Regions from separate parts of the Homo sapiens genome. Here region 2 is linked to region 1. A link is a loop called in an ENCODE intact Hi-C map of the cell type or tissue named here. Cell type or tissue: heart right ventricle. All regions are shown on one strand. Each heading gives the region's core, and the rest is flanking DNA. Links, peaks and the distances in the headings are about the cores only.

Evidence for each region. Peaks named below come from ENCODE experiments on the same cell type or tissue, not always from the same donor. Only the 100,000 strongest peaks of a DNase experiment are listed, where the experiment ranks them.
Region 2: it touches region 1 in a loop (2.1-fold over the local background); 13 of 110 quality-filtered maps call a loop at or near these places.

What each region holds. Positions count from the first base shown.
Region 1 is chr4:98,164,171-98,169,556 of GRCh38, forward strand. No RefSeq gene overlaps it. Among named protein-coding and RNA genes, the nearest start is that of STPG2, 23 kb to the left of the region's middle. In heart right ventricle, for the core only: no CTCF peak of the experiment used is centred there; a DNase peak (open chromatin) is centred at 2,461; H3K27ac peaks cover 494 bases.
Region 2 is chr4:98,252,223-98,257,608 of GRCh38, forward strand. No RefSeq gene overlaps it. Among named protein-coding and RNA genes, the nearest start is that of RAP1GDS1, 6.5 kb to the right of the region's middle. In heart right ventricle, for the core only: no CTCF peak of the experiment used is centred there; no DNase peak of the experiment used is centred there.

The DNA of each region.
Region 1 (5,386 bases), core at 190-5,189:
CTACCTTTGTAGAACTAACAAATTTAGCCACAAGATTAGAAGTTATTGTTTAGGAGTCACACAACTGGAGGATACAAGACTCTGACCCTCCCTAAACTGCTCCTAAGATCAGTGCTTGAGGTATTTTGCAGACCCTGCACTTGATGGATCAGCTGGCACCACCCAGATTGATAAACTGGCTCATGTGATCTTGTGGCCCCCAACCAGGAACTGACTCCGTGCAAGAGGACAGCTTCGACTTCCTGTTATTTCATTTCTGACCTGACCAATCAGCACTCCCGGTTCACTAGCTTCCTGTCACACACCAAGTTGTCCTTAAAAACTCCTGTCCTCGAACGCTCAGGGAGACGGATTTGAGTAATAATAAAACTCAAATCCGTAATAATACCGTCTCCCCCCAAAAAAGTAAATAAATAAATAAAAAACATGTTAGTGGTCATCCAACATGAGGAGAAAAAGAGAGAAAAGCAGTGCCTGAAGACAGAAACAAATCATGATTAATGATTTGGCAGCAAAAGAGGAGGAGCCTATCAAGGAAAATAATAAAATTGTCCAGGGCTTATAGGCATATGTGGTTAGAATTAGAATAAATAATGTCAGGGAAGCCAAGAGCAGAAAGGATAGAGTTCTGAAAAGTGTTTGTTCAACAATCAGAAATAAAGAGAGATTTGGTAAGATAAAGATTGACAAGACTCCAGTGAATTTGGCAATTTTAATACATTATTTCAGTAAAGATCGTTTCAGTCTTTAGGTGGGGAAAAGGCAAAAGGCAAATGGCAGTGGGTTGAGCAGTAGGAGGGACACTTCATTTTCTAAGACAGGAGAAAAGAAAGTAAAGATGAGTGCAGATGTTTATCACAATGGAAATATGCAAATGCAGGCACATGGAAATAATACAACAGCAGGATACCTAAGCTCAAGTGAAATAATTACAAGGAAGAACAATGCTTAAGAGATTTCCCAAACATCATCTTACACAATTGGACTAGCCATTGATGTCTAGGAAATGTCTGGTATACCAACTTCAAATGCAGCTATAAGTAAAACATTAATTTACTTTCTACTGTCATTAGTACAAAGTGCTGCAGTGATGGTCTCACAAGAATTTGAATATTGGGTAAATAAGATTGTCCTTAAAGAGGTAAACTATGTGTTTACATATAGTCAATTTATAGGTCAAGTCACTCGAAAGACAGACTTCTTGCCAAGACAAGTAAGCAACAGTTGACTATTCCTTATTAACTATATTAATATAGCTGATGAATGAATGTATCCAGAAAAAGGAAAGGGAGATATTGATTGGCTACGGAAGTAGATTAAAAGAGGAATCACCCAGGTAAGCCCATCTAAGCACTGGGTGTGTACATTTGTCTTGCTGGCAAGGCTATTCCTGTTGAGAGAACTATGTAAGTCAGGTTTCTCCAGAAACAAAAGCAATAGGTGTGTGTGTGTGTGTGTGTGTGTGTGTGTGTGTGTGTGTGTGTGTGTGTGTGTGTGTGTCTGTCTGTGTCAAGAAAGAGAAAGATTTATTGTGAGGCATTGGCCTACACAGTTGTGGGGGTTATAACTTCCAAAATCTTCAGGGTAGGCAAGCAGGCTAGAGACTCAGGGAAGACTGGCAAGGAAGAATTGGAGTCCAAAGGGCGTCTGCTGCCAGAATTCTCTCTTCTATGAGGTACCTCTGTCTTTTTCTCTTAAAGCCTGCAACTGATTGGAGTAGACTACCACCGATGTCCCCTTAAAGCCCAAGGGTTACCTTCGGTTAACTTATGATGAATGCTACCTGGCCTGAGACTCACCCTCCAGGTCAGTGGGCTCCCCTCTGGCCCAGGGAAGGTCCAGAAATGCTGTCCAGCAGCCTAGGCCTAGATGCGGGGACCCCAAAAGCCTGCTTTTTACTCTACTCCTTTGTGGTTGAGCTGGTATCTAGGGTGCAAGACAAAGTCCACTTTACTTTTCCTTCTGCTTTTCTCAAACAGAATGAGTCTTTCACTGCAGCCACCACAGCTGGGAATGTGCTGGGTCACCACTAAAGTCAGCATGTCTCACAGCCCAACACACATGGCATACTCCCTAGTTATCACCGCTGGTTATTCAGGGTGCAAGGGCTCTTTAGTCAGCGGGAGATGAATGCCGCCAGGACTGGGTCTTTCTTTTCAAGGCCTAAGGTTCCCTTCTGGCCCAGGATCTCATCTAGCAACGTCATCCAGGAGCTAGGGCTTAGAAAGGGGGCCTCACAACTCTGCTCAGTGCCCTATTTTGCTATGACTGAGCTGATGTCCAACATGCAAGACAAAGTCCTCTTTACTTTTCTTTCTCCTCTCCTCAAGCAGAAGAAAGGACTTACTTTCTTTGCTGAGAACTGTGCTACCTGGGGTTGGGGGAGGAGAGATGCAAGCACTCCGTTAGTCACCCTGGCTGGTGTCCCAGTAGGTTGTATGCCCTCCAGGTCTGCCAGCTCCAAGCCCAGCTCAGCACTATGATCTGCTTAGGAACTGCAGTCCCAATGACCCAGACTGCCCTTCACGTTTATTTAAAGTCCCAGAGCACTTTTGCCAACAGTGGCAGGGCTTGCTGGAACTCAGGTTCTGACTGCTGGGATGGGCAATTCCCCTCTGGCTAGGGCTGGTCTAAATGTCCCCTCTGTAGGTAGGCTTCAGCTGAGTTCAGCCCAGTTTTGCCTTCTACTGTAACAGGGCAACACTGAATTCAATGTGCTCTCCCTCCCTCAAGAGCACAGATTCTCTCTCCTTGCCATGAAGCTACTGCCAGGGGACTGGGGAGGGGTGATATCAGTGATTCGAGACTGTTTTTCCTACCCCCTTCAGTACCTCTTTCAGCGATATGAAGGTAAAACTAGGTATTGGTTACTCACCTGATTTTTGTTTTTTATGAAAGTGTTTTTTTGTGTCAATAGTTGTCAAAGTTGGTGTTCCTGTTGGGAAAATGATCAGTAGAGGATTCTATTCAGCCATTTTGCTTCATCCCTCCCTCTAGATTTGTTTGAGCTGTCCTCATGGTTTCATTAAGGTTATGTATTTTTGGCAGAAATACTATATAAGTTTCATGTTGTTCTTAGCAGTATTTCTCATCAGGAGGCACTTGATGACTATTTGTCACTGTGATATTATAAAGTATATGCTTTATTTGATCTCCAACCCATACAACTAAAATCCTTAGAATCCCCAAAGTCTTTTTGTATGCTAATAATTGACTGATGGTTGGCAGCTTCTAGGTAGCTTCAGGATGGGGGCTAGTCACTGCAAAAACTAAGGCAGGATTAGGAGGTTGAGACTTTCACCTCTGAGGAGGGTAGAGGAAAGTTAAGTTGATCATTAATGGCTAATGATTTAACCAATAGTGCCTATATTATGAAGCTCCCATAAAAACCCAAAAGGACGGGGTTCAGAGAGCTTTCAGGTAGCCAAAACCATAGAGGCTCCTGGAGGATGGCTCACCTGGGGAGGGCATCCACATCCCCTTCCCATGCCTCAGCACATGCATCTCTTCATCTATATCCTTTGTAATATCGTTTATAGTGTACTGGTAAATGTAAATGTTTCCCTGAGTTATGTGAGCTGCTCTAGCAAATTAACCAAATCTGAGGAGGCGGTCATGAGACCCCAATTTATAACCAATTGTCAGAAGCACAGGTAAAACAACCTAGGACTTGAGACTGACATCTGAAGTGGGGAGTGGGAGGCAGTCTTGGAGACTGAGCCCTCAATCATGGGATCTCCAGGAAGATACTGTCAGAAATGAATTGAATTGAATTAGAGGATATCCAGCTGGTGTCCGCTACAGAACTCCTTGGTGTGGCAGGGAGAGGGGGAACCCACACATCTGGTCACAGAAATATTCTGTGTTGTTGTAGTGTGAAAGCAGAGGAAAACCGTTTGAGTTTTCTCCACTCAGTCCCATTATTGGTGATGTTAACTTTGATCACTCAATTAAGGTGCTGTCTGCCAGGTTGCTCCCCTATAAAGTTACTAGTTTTCCTTTTATAATTAATTGGTAATTTGTGACTGGATAAGTTGAGACCATGTAAGTTTCCTGTTGTGTATGGGATAGTTTAGCATCCAATTGATTACCTGAATCAGTTGTCACCTAATAATAGACTTTTTACTTTCCATTGCAGAGAAATAATTAAAAGAGGCAATAGTCAGAGACTCCTTGAATTCATGGTATTTCATCTGTCTCTGATAGACAGCTGAGCTGAGAACTCTAGGAACCATTCCCTGCAGACCAAAAATGAGAATTATGCTGGAGATTTTAAAGGAAGCAAACATTTCAAATTTGGAAGAACCTGCTGCTACTATGGGCTATTTGGCCATTAGTGAGAAGAGGTTCACACACTAGTTTAAATCAATTGTTCAAATAGCTGAACTCTACCTGAAAAAAAAACTCACATACGCCTCTGGCTAAAGAATATTCCTGAGGCAAATCAAAAAGAACAGAAGACATACTAAGATCAAGTATTAGCTTAAGATGCTCTGACCCTTAACATCTATCAAAAAAGAAAAACAAGGTGACCACAGATCTAGGGCCAGTATGATTCTGACCTAGATTGAGGAGCGGCCCATCTGTGGTTTGTGCTCAGAGAGAAAAAGGGGATGTCTGCAAGGGACTAAAGATTCTATTGGTTCTAGCAGCAGTGGGACCCAAAATTCATCTCAGGCTGCAAGAATCTACTTTTGCAAATAGTGTTGGATGTTCTTCACCTTTTCCCTCCATGAGATGGGCAGCAAATTGCCTACTTACAGGGCTCCTTCAAGTCATACCCACTGTGTTAGGCACAGCATGGTGCTGGAAAACAAAAAACAGATAACACAAATAAGAAGACTGTAAGAAATTTTAGGGATAATTAGTACTTGTCGTTTTCAAGAATTTTTGTAATTTCTTAAATTCCCCTTTGCTTATTATAAGGTTTAAATTGTTTTGGTTTTGGTCTGCAGTTAATTAAGCATTCCTATGAGTTGGAGGCAGTACTGAACAAAAAGGTAAAGATATTTCAGGTATAGATTATAGACTTTAATGAAAGGGCAGCCTCACATGTGCTCAGGAAAGCTGAAGTAAGCATGGATTTGTTTATTTATTTATTTCTTTATATCTTTAACAGGGTTTTGTTCTGTGGCCCAAGCTGGAGTGCAGTGTTCTGATCATGGCTCGCTGCAGCCTCAACTTCCTGGGCTCAAGTGATCCTCCCACCTCACCACCCAAGTAGCTGGGACTACAGGCATGTGTGCCACCAGGCCCAGGTAATTTTTTTTATTTTTTGTAAAGATGGGGTCTCACTATGTTGCCCAAGCTGGTCTTGAACTCCTCAAGCAATCCACCTTAGCCTCTCAAAGTGCTGGGATTACAGGCATGAGTCACTGTGCCTGGC
Region 2 (5,386 bases), core at 328-5,327, 88 kb after region 1:
ATACATATCACATATGTATCATCTATACATATAGGTTCTTACTAATTTTAAAAAATTGGAATAAAATAAACTTGACATTAACTACTGAGACAGGCAAAAGAATGCCCTGCCCCACTCTCCTAAGATGTCCACATGCATGTCCTAATCCCCAGACCCTGTGAATATGGCACCTTATGTGGCAAAAGGGGTTTTGGAGATGTGATTAAATTAAGAAGCGTGGGATTATCCTGGATTATCCGGGCAGACTGGATATAATCACAAGGGTTTTCATTAGGGAAAGAAAGAGGCAGGAGGATGAAAGATGTGATTACAGCAGCAAAGGTTGAGTGATGTGACTGCTGGCTGGCAGGGGCCACAAACCAAGGAATGAGGGCAGCATCCAGAAGCTTGAAAGGGCAAGGAAACAGACTGTCCCCTAAAGCCTCCAGAAAGAAATACAGCCCTGCCCACACCTTGATTTTAGCCCAGTGAGATCCATTTTGGACTTCTGACCTCCAGAATTGTAAGACAATAAATTTGTATGGTTTGAAGCCACTAAATCTGGGGTAATTGATATGGCAGCCATAAGAAACTAACACAACTACATTAAGCAAACTTTATTCAGCCTTTAATATTTTAGAATCTTGCAGCCCCTCAAGATCGGCATGTGAGAATCAATTATTAGTGAACTGTAGGTAAGTAGACATGCTGGTTATTGAGGCTTTCCTATTCAGAAGGCTGAATAAGCCAGCTTTTATTATAGAACTTTTGTAAATACCAAGAATTGCTTAATCAGGACTGGTTGAGATTAAATTAGAAAATGTCTCCTAAAGGAAATGAGTCTTCAGGTGAACTTTCAAGGAGATAAAAGAGGATCCTTGAAAAGGAGATGGCAGAGACTTCAAGAGGATCTAGAAAAACCCTAAGAGAAGGGAGGATGAGTAATTACTGGCAACTCGAGCTACATAGAAGTATATGAAGGAAGCAAGATAATCTCATCAGAAACATCGTTTTGAATTACAGCTGACCCTTGAACAATTCAGGAGTTAGGAGCACTGTCCCCCAAATCCCCATCAAAAGTCTCTATATAACTTTAATTTGACTGCCTTAAAACCTAGCTACTAATAGCTTACTTGTTGACATTACTGATAACATAAGCAGTCAATTATCTCAGGTATATGTGGACCCATCCAGGTATATGTGGACCCATGACATTCAACCTTGTGTTGTTCAAGGATCAATTGTACTTTATTTTTGCCTAAAAGACCACTCATAAAACACATATACCTATTTCACAAGACTTTGGAAGAGATGGTTATAAGCCTATTGGCATAGATTACTTGACTAGCTTCCTATCACTCTGGAAAGGAAAGCACTTCTAGACAGAAACTGAACCAGACAGGTAACCATGCCAGTGTGGAGAAGTAGGTAAGTTATAGACTTCTCTTTCTCATGGAATGTCACAGTGGAGGTGAGCTTAGGGTTAAGGAACAAATTCACCCAAGGCAGGGTGATGAAATGGAAAGACCATGGACTTTGAAATCAAACAGACCTTGTTCAAATTCCAATTCTACATTGTATTGGTCAGGTGACATTAGACAAACGAATTAAAATATTTTGATTCTCCATGTCCTTATCTGTAACATAACTAACTTATGTGGTTAGTATTATATGAAATACTAATAATTATATGGAATACAAATAATTCCAAGAGCATCAAGGACAAATTTTAGTTACTTCCCAGTTTTCCCTCAGGCTAGTCCCAGAGAGAAAGAATGGAATGCTTTAAGATGTGGAGGATGTCTTCAGTGAGTCTGTGAGCATGTGTACATGTAGGTAGGTAGGGTGGAGGGTGGAGAGTGGAGATCATTTTAGGTGGTAGAACTAAATCCCTCTACTAGAACCAAACTCTATGAGAAATATATTTCTTACATTTGAAAGACAATTCATGGCTTCTCCCCTTGACATGCAGATACTATAATTCACGATTTTTACAAACAGGAAATATGGGAGCCAGAGACAAAGTCAACTGCTCAGAGAGACAAAATTAACTATCAGAGGTAGTTAGTGGTGGAATGAGACTCAGCATTCTCATTTCTTGGACTCCCTTTCTATGGTAATATTGTCAGCTATCAGGTTTCTTGATGTTCTCAAGCCACCTCTTATTTTACTTTGGCACAACTTTCTCATTATTATGAAAAGTAGAAGACATAATGATGTGAGAAAACTCAGTCAGGCTTCTTTAAAATGAGAGTTCATTCTTCTCTGAGTGGATCTCACTCTTAAGAACCATTTAAAAACTGAGGTGGGCAGAATGGCAAAGCCAATTGAAATTATTATAAAATAGGCTAAATATTATTTCAAGAATAACTGAACCTATGTCTTAAAAGTATCTTTGTTAAACATCCATTCATAAAATGATATGATATTAATGCAGAGATTCTTCTTATATCTGTAAATTTAAGAGAAGTAGGAACAAATATTAATAAATCATATTTTAAAGGCATGAACATTTTTATTGAAATAAAGGTATTTTATAACATTGTATTATTTTTTAATGTGTGGAGGTCACACAAAATATAAGGCATTTTCCCTCAACACATTTATCTGCATATTTTTTTTTGCTGTGAGGATCTGAGCCAAAGAGGCTTAGATTTTACTTCTGCTTTTTTTACTTATTAGTTATAGATCCTAAGTTAAATTATTTAACCTCTGAGCATTTTTCATTATTTGTAAAGCTGACATAATAATACCTCATACATAGCACTATTATATTATTTAATAGTAATATATGAGAATTTCTGACACATAAATAATTCCACACAACCTCTAATCAATCATCAAGCCAATACCACTTCCTTGATATTTCTCAAGATTGTCCATTATTGTCTAACCCCACTGCTTTTATTTTAGTTCAGCTCATACCTGGAATATTATGAGAGTCTCTTAATAGTCTCTCAGTCTCTGGTCTACACTCCATTCTTAGCCATTTTCTACTTTGCGACTACTAAAATATAAATTTAACAATGTCGCTTTTAAACTTAAAATCCTCTAATGGCTCCCTGATTCCCTTAGGATACTGTCCAATATCCTAAGTCAGATGTCAAGGCCCTACAAGATTTGATCCCTCTAACTTCTCCATTCTTGTCGCATGACCTTCTCTCTTTCCCTACATCTTTGCATGCTTCATGCTAGCCAGAAAACACTGCTTGCAGGTTTCTTAAAGATTCAGACTCTTGCCTCCAGGTCTGTGTACATTTAGCCCTCTGCATAGTTGACTCTATTCATTCTTCAGGTCTCTGCTCAGATAGCATCTTCTCCAGGAGGTTTTCTATGATAGAGTTAAATGTTATACCCATATTCTTCCACACTACCCCATTGTGGTAGTTGTAGCACTATATTTTAACTATTTACATGTCTGTCTCTATCACTATACTCTTTCAGGACCAAAAATTCACCCTGTATACCTAATTCCCAGACAGAATGATGCATCTCTTAATGTTACTTAAATTACAATAATTACGGCTGGGCACGGTGGCTCACACCTGTAATCCCAACACTTTGGGAGGCTGAGGCGGGCAGATCACAAGGTCAGTAGTTCGAGACCAGCCTGGCCAATATGGTGAAACTCCATCTCTACTAAAAATACAAAAATTAGCTGGGTGTGGTGGCGGGCGCCTGTAGCCCCAGCTACTCAGGAGGCTGAGGCAGAAGAATCCGTTGAACCCAGGAGGTGGAGGTTGCAGTGAGCCAAGATTGCCATTGCACTCCAGCCTGGGCAACAGAATGAAACTCCGTCTCAAAAAAAAAAAAAAAAAAAAGAAAAAAGAAAAAAAGAAAAAGAAAAAATTACAATAATTACTAAAATTATAATATTAAATAACAATAAAAATTACTTTCTTTGATGCACTATTTCTCCTCCTTCTATACTGTTTTCGCCATGCTATTCCATTTCTCAAGAAACTTTCAATGGTTTATTTCCTAACTTAACAAGTTTAAATTCCTCTGGCTGGCTTTTTCAGCCCCTCACAATCTGTTCTTCATACTAAATTTTTAATCTTATTTCTCAAGATGCCACAATAAGTATCCCTGCATCGTTTTTTTGTTTTTTGGTTTTTTTTTGTTTTTTTTTTTTTGAGACAGAGTCTCACTCCCTCACCCAGGCTGGAGTGCAGTGGTGTGATCTTGGCTCACCGCAACCTCCACCTCCTGGGTTAAAGTGATTCTCCTGCCTCAGTCTCCCAAGTAGCTGGGACCACAGGCACGCGCCACCACGCCCAGCTAATTTTTGTATTTTTAGTAGAGAAGAGGTTTCGCTATGTTGGCCAGGCTGGTCTTGAACTCCTGACTTCAAGTGATCCGCCTGCCTCGGCCTCCCAAAGTGCTGGGATTACAGGTGTGAGCAACCGCACCCGGCCAATATGTACCCTTTTTAATGGTCTTATGAATATGGCCTATAGGTGTCTTACCACATGCTGTTTCCCTGTCTTGGAGTAAATTCTTTTCTTCCCATCCTTTCTCGGAAAAATTCTATCCATTCTTCAGGTATGTTCTCCTTATACAGCTATCTTTAACTAGTAGGAAGAGACTTTTAAGAGAGATTGTTCTTACTCTCTTGTTTTGCATGATATGTACTTATAGCTATTTCTTTTTTTTTTTTTTTTTTTTTTTGAGACGAAGTCTTGCTCTGTCGCCCAGGCTGGAATGCACTGGCACGATCTCGGCTCACTGCAAGCTCTGCCTCCCGGGTTCACGCCATTCTCCTGCCTCAGCCTCCCGAGTAGCTGGGACTACAGGTGCCCGCCACCATGCCTGGTTTATTTTTGTATTTTTAGTAGAGACGGGGTTTCACCATGTTAGCCAGGATGGTCTCGATCTCCTGACCTCGTAATCCACCCGCTTCGGCCTCCCAAAGTGCTGGGATTACAGGCATGAGCCACCGCGCCTGGCCCTTATAGCTGTTCTTTTATAGCATCTAGCACAGTGCTGAGCTCAGAAGAAATGTTCAATAACTACATGACTGATTTTAAAGTGGTATATCCCATCTAAAAACTGTATGTAATCTAGGTCTGTTGTTGCTTGAAACATGTAGACATTAGTTTGAGGTGACAGCCTATGAAAATAATTTAGATTTTACAACATTTAGAAAATGGCTAAAATATTAAATAAATGGAGAGCGGGGGAGAAAGAGGTTACATTGAGGTTAAGACATTTCAGTTGTTCAACCTGGACTAACTTGATCTCACCAATGAAGTCTCTGAAAAATAAACAGTTTAGGCAGAAGGCTGTTCACTGCCAAATCATTTTCTATCACCGCAAAGTTCAATTAACTACTCCAGTGAAATTCCCTTAAATGATATTCAGAACATCATGGTGAACAGGAGGCAATCAGTTCCCTATTATACTT